Regions from separate parts of the Homo sapiens genome. Here region 1 is linked to region 2. The links are chromatin contacts, found by Hi-C or POLR2A ChIA-PET in ENCODE. All regions are on one chromosome and are shown on one strand. The core of a region is the stretch at or near the end of the contact, and the rest is flanking DNA. Distances in the headings are between cores, read along the strand shown.

Region 1 (2,750 bases), core at 184-2,683, 84 kb after region 2:
TTTTTTGATTTGGGTGGAGTTTCAGGTAAGTAAAAGGTACTTGAATATGGAAGAAAAGGGATTGTGCCTTCTTCATTGGTTTACTGTACAACTCTATATAGTCTAGGTAGAATAATGTCTTTTTACAATACAGGAAAATTTTTCTCTTGGCAAGTGAATAAAATCTGCTTTGAGATATTTCAAGGAGACTTGACTTTGTAGGTAGGGGTAATTTATATAACTCCCTGCACTTGGAAGATCATAGTGCTCTTCATAAGTGGTCCTTAAAGTCTTGACAGATTGGTCCTGTTGCTTTGAGTCTCGTATTTAGGAGCAGGGAGGGGAAGGGTGAAACAAAGAGAGGATGGGTAATTAAGGGAAATGGCAAATGTGGGGAAGGAAATGCCTTTAGCAGCTGGTGCTTAAAGGAATATATAGATCAGAAGGAGTCAGTAAATCCTACCATCACCAAGGCAGCAAGGACTATATTATCTACCTGACTTTTGATTGTAGTTTTGCTTTTCTTTGACTTTTTCCCCCCAGCTTTATTGAGGTATGTTTGGCAAATAAAAATTGTATACGTTTAAAGTGTACAACATGTTTTTACATATGTATACATTGTGAAATGATTACTAAAATCAGGCTAATTAACATACCCATCACTTCACATAGTAGGGTGGTAAGAACATTTAAGATCTACTCTCTTAACAAATTTGGCCTACACAATACAGTTGTTGTTGTTGTTTTGAAACAAGATATGGCTCAATTGCCTAGGCTGGAGTGCGGTGGCACAATCTTGGCTCACTGCAACCTCTGCTTCCCTGGCTCAAGCCACCCTCCCACCACAGCCTTCCAAGTAGCTAGGACCACAGGCGTGCACCATCATGCCCAGCTAATTTTTGTATCTTTTGTTGAGATGGGGTTTTGCCATGTTGCCCAGGCATGTCTTGAACTTGTGAACTCAAGCCACCTGCCCGCCTCAGCCTTCCAAAGTGCTGGAATTACAGGCGTGAGCCACCACACCCAGCCCAGTATTGTTATCTGTAGTCACAATGCTGTATGTTAGATCTCCAGAGCTTATTCATCCTGCATAACTGAAACTTTGTACCTTTTGGCCAACATCTTCCCATTTCCCCCACCCACCAGCCCCTGGCAACCTCCATTCTACTTTTTACTCTCTGATCCTGAGTTTGACTTTTTTTCTAAGATTTCGCATGTAAATGAGATCATGCTGTATTTGTCTTTCTGTGCCTGGCTTATTTAACTTAGCATGATGTCTTCCAGGTTCATCCATGTTATTACAAAGACAGGATTTCCTTTCTTTTTAAGGCTGAATAATATTCCTGTGTGTGTGGGCATGTGCGTATAACTCTCACATTTTCTTTATGTATATGTTCATTGTTGGCCCCTTTGTTGATTCCTTATCTTGGATTATGTGAATACTGTTGCAATGAACATAGGAATGCAGATATCTCTTCAAGATACTGGCTTTATTTATTTTGGCTGTATCCCCAGAAGTGGGATTGCTGGATCATATGATCGTTCTATTTTTAATTTTTTGAGGAACTTCCATGCTGTTTTCCATAATGACTGTACCAATTTACATTCCCACTAATAGTTTACAAGAGTTCTCTTTTTTCCACATCCTCAATAACACTTGCTTTCATTTATCTTTTTGGTAATAGCCATGCCGACAGGTATGAGGTGATATCTCATTGTGGCTTTCGTTTGTATTTCTCTGATGATTAGTGGTATTGAGCATGTTTTCATATACTTGTTGGCCATTTGGATGTCTTTTTAAAAATGTTTATTCAGGTCCTTTGCCCATTTTTTAATTGGATTGTTTTCTTGCTATTACATTGTTTGGGTTCCTTGTATATTTTGGATATTAACTCCTTATCAGATGTATGGTTTGCAGATATTTTTCTTTCATTTCATAGGTAGTCCCTTCACTCTGTTAATTGTTTATTTTGCTCTGTGGGAGCTTTTTGGTTTGATGCAATCTCATTTGTTTTATTTTTGCTTTTGTTGCTAGTGCTTTTAGAATTATACATTTAAAAAATCATTGCCCAGACCAATGTCAAGAATCCTTTTTCATGTTTTCTCCTAGTATTTTTATTATTTAGTTCTTATGTTTAAGTCTTTAATCCATTTCGAGTTGATTTTTCAATATGGTATGAGATAAGGGTCTCCAGTGTCATTATTTTGCCTTTGAATATCCAGTTTTCCCATAACCATTTATTGAAGAGACTATCCTTTACTTATTGTTGTTTCTGGCACCTTTGCCAAGAATTAATTAATTGGACATAATGTGGGAATTTATTTCTGGGCTCTCTGTTTCATTGGTATATATGTCTGTTTTTATGCCAGTACCATATTGTTATAATTACTATAGCTTTTTTTTTTTTTTTTTTTTTTTGAGATGGAGTCTCGTTCTGTTGCTCAGGCTGGAGTGCAGTGGCCCGATCTTGGCTCACTGCAAGCTCCGCCTCCCAGGTTCACGCCATTCTCCTCCCTCAGCCTCCCAAGTAGCTGGGACTACAGGCGCCCGCCACCACGCCCAGCTAATTTTTTTGTATTTTTAGTAGAGACGGGGTTTCACTGTCTTAGCCAGGATGGTCTCGATCTCCTGACCTCGTGATCTGCCAGCCTCGGCCTCCCAAAGTGCTGGGATTACAGGCATGAGCCACCGTGCCTGGCCTATAATTACTAAAGCTTTGTAATATATTTTGAAATCAGATAATATGATGCCTCCAGTTTTGTTTTTCTTA
Region 2 (2,700 bases), core at 57-2,556:
CACATTCACTCAGGATAGCCACTTCCCTTTTTTTTTTTTTTTTTTTTTTTGAGACAGAGTCTCGTTCTATCATCCAGGTGGCTGGAGTGCAGTGGTGCAATCTTGGCTCACTGCAACCTCTGCCTCCCATGTTCAAGTGATTCTCGTGCCTCAGCCTCCGGAGTAGCTGGGATTACAGGCGTGCACCACCACGCCCGGCTAATTTTTATTTTTAGTAGAGACAGAGTTTTTCCATGTTGGCCAAGCTGGTCTCCCAACTCCTGACCTCTGGTGATCCACCCACCTTGGCCTCCCAAAGTGCTGGGATTACAGGCGTGAGCCACTGCGCCTGGCCTCTTTTTTTTTTTTTTTTTAGATGGAGTCTTGCTCTGTTGCCCAGGCTGGAGTGCAGTGGCACAATCTGAGCTCACTGCAACCTCTGCCTCCCGGGTTCAGGCGATTCTCCTGCCTCAGCCTCCTGAGTAGCTGGGATTACAGGCACGTGCCACCACGCCTGGCCAATTTTTGTATTTTTAGTAGAGACGGGGTTTCACCATGTTGGTCACGCTGGTCTCAAACTCCTGACCTCGTGATCTGCCTGCCTTGGCCTCCCAAAGTGCTGGAATTACAGGCGCGAGCCACCGTGCCTGTCCTGGATAGCCACTTTGTTAAAGCCAGCTGTATCAGATAATATAATCTAACCATGGAGTGACTATTCTGTCAGATTCACTGAGTTTTATACAGAGTGTGTATACTGAGTGGTGGGAACCTCGGGAGAATTGAAATCTGCCTGCCATAGAGTGGGTGGTCGCGGGAGAGGAGGTGGAGATGAGAATGACTCAGTGCTACATGAGAAACTCCTTTGTGAAGTAAATAGGTTGTATTTCATTCTGTGGCTTGAATACATTTTTAGCTGTCTTACAGAGAAAGAGAAGAAATAACCAGTGTTTATTGAACATCTATTTGTCAGCCACTGCATAGAGCACTTTACTTATATTATCTCTTTAAATTGTAATACTATAAGGCAAGGATTATTATCACCATTTTACAACAGGAGACAGTGGGCTTGGGGTTGTAAGGACATTTGCCTGGATTCAGTTCACCGATATTTAGTGTTGCTGGAATTAAAATCCGACTCTGTCTAATACCGAATCCCATGTTTTCTAGGAGCATCTAATAATGTTGCTCCTCTTGAAAGTATTTTTATCATTCAGTTGAGATGAGAGGTCGTTTTAGTGGCGCTAGGGCAAATCACTTTCCTGCATTTCTGCTGTCTCTTAAGGAGCTCACCGACAGAGGTCACTGCTGTCATGGCCCTGGCTGGAGGGACAGTGGATCAGAAGAGAGGTCCTGGCCAGACTTCCCCATTCCAGTAGGGAAGCTGAGACTGCTCCATCTGCGTGTCACCGGGAAGTAACCTGTGCCTTTGTTCCCTGTTCTTATATCTGAATGTGGAACAGAAGAACAAAGCAGGGCTTGAGAGAGCTGAGTATAGTGGTGAGGGCATAGTTTATGCTGGGAGAGTTCTAGTAACCAAGAGCTGAGCTCCTAAGAAGTGGCCAGGGAGGGTTTATAGTATGAAGGCACCCATGCATATCTCTACAAAAACATATTCTACTACTCTCCTTGGCTTATTTCTCACAGCTCATGAGTCCCTTTGGGTTGGCCCCTCAGCCATCTCCTTTTCGCATCCTCAGAGGTTGACATGGAACATGGCACTGCTAAATGATTGTGGAATAAATGAATCCCTAGGCTGCCTGATTTATCTTTTTTTTTTTTTTTTTTTTTTTTGAAACAGGGTCTTGCTCTGTTGCCCAGGCTAGAGTGCAGTGGCATGATCATAGCTCACGGCAGCCTTGACCTCCGGCCAGTGATCCTCCCACCTCAGCTTCCTGAGTAGCTGGGACTATAGGCATGTGCCATCAAGCCTGGCTAATTGAAAAAAAATTTTTTTTTATAGAGACGGGGTCTCGCCATGTTGCTCAGGCTGGTCTTGAACTCATAGGCTCAAGCAATCCACCTGCCTCAGCCTCCCAAAGTGTTGGAATTACAGACATGAGCCACTGCACCTGGCCTGTTTCATCCTTAATAGCCTATAGAAACAGCCTAGTATAATGGGACTCAGGAGTCCTGGATTCCCCGCTTCCAGCTTCCCCCTTCACTAATTTGCTGTGGGGTATTAGTAAGTTCACTAGGACTTAATTTCCTCATCTTTAAAATGCAGAACTTAGACTTGATCTCAGATCCATTCCGGCTCTGCAGTTCTCTGAAGACATTATTGCACCATAGCTGCCTCAATTGTTTGAATAATCTCAGATTGGTTATTAAGGCTGGCCCTCAGGTTATGAAGACATGCGGTACAGTTCGGGCAAACATGAAAGGTACATTTAGTTCCTTTTCTTGTACACATGAAGTAATAGATTCATTGGAATATGATCTCTTCCTCCACCCACTTCCATCAATTCAGAGTGGATTTTTTTTCCCTTCCAGTTCTCTGCGTGTTTGTCAGCTTTAAAGGGAAATTTTAAGTCAGGAGGTAGTCAGAGGGGCAGGCACAAAGCTCAGCGGGTTAGGGGGGTAAATTCCTCTGAAATTTCAAATAAACCAGACTAGACTGTTTCCTAGGTAAATTTTTTTTTTTTTTTTTGAGTCTTGCTGTGTCACCCAGGCTGGAGTGCAGTGGCCCGATCTCAGCTCACTGCAACCTCTGCCTCCCAGGTT

The links. Hi-C counts contacts between places; a loop is a spot of excess contacts on that map. ChIA-PET counts read pairs that join two places held with the same protein, here RNA polymerase II (POLR2A). Pooled maps may share reads with other maps.
Region 1: a pooled map shows a loop between it and region 2 (2.0-fold over the local background). The contact joins two enhancer-like sites. A Hi-C loop is called at or near these places in 1 of 50 pooled maps. POLR2A ChIA-PET finds 5 or more read pairs at or near these places in 4 of 52 experiments (AG04449, CD8-positive, alpha-beta memory T cell, OCI-LY7 and 1 more).

What each region holds. Positions count from the first base shown.
Region 1 is chr5:173,092,809-173,095,558 of GRCh38, forward strand. All of the region lies in intron 4 of CREBRF (CREB3 regulatory factor), which reads left to right. Among named protein-coding and RNA genes, the nearest start is that of CREBRF, 38 kb to the left of the region's middle. Within about 2 kb of position 1,434, at least 3 of the 41 ENCODE cell types and tissues checked have a DNase peak (open chromatin) inside an H3K27ac peak, as active enhancers do.
Region 2 is chr5:173,009,430-173,012,129 of GRCh38, forward strand. The region is part of intron 2 of ATP6V0E1 (ATPase H+ transporting V0 subunit e1); the gene reads left to right. Among named protein-coding and RNA genes, the nearest start is that of SNORA74B, 9.9 kb to the right of the region's middle. RefSeq lists a silencer at 597-891 and an enhancer at 742-821. Within about 2 kb of position 1,307, at least 14 of the 41 ENCODE cell types and tissues checked have a DNase peak (open chromatin) inside an H3K27ac peak, as active enhancers do.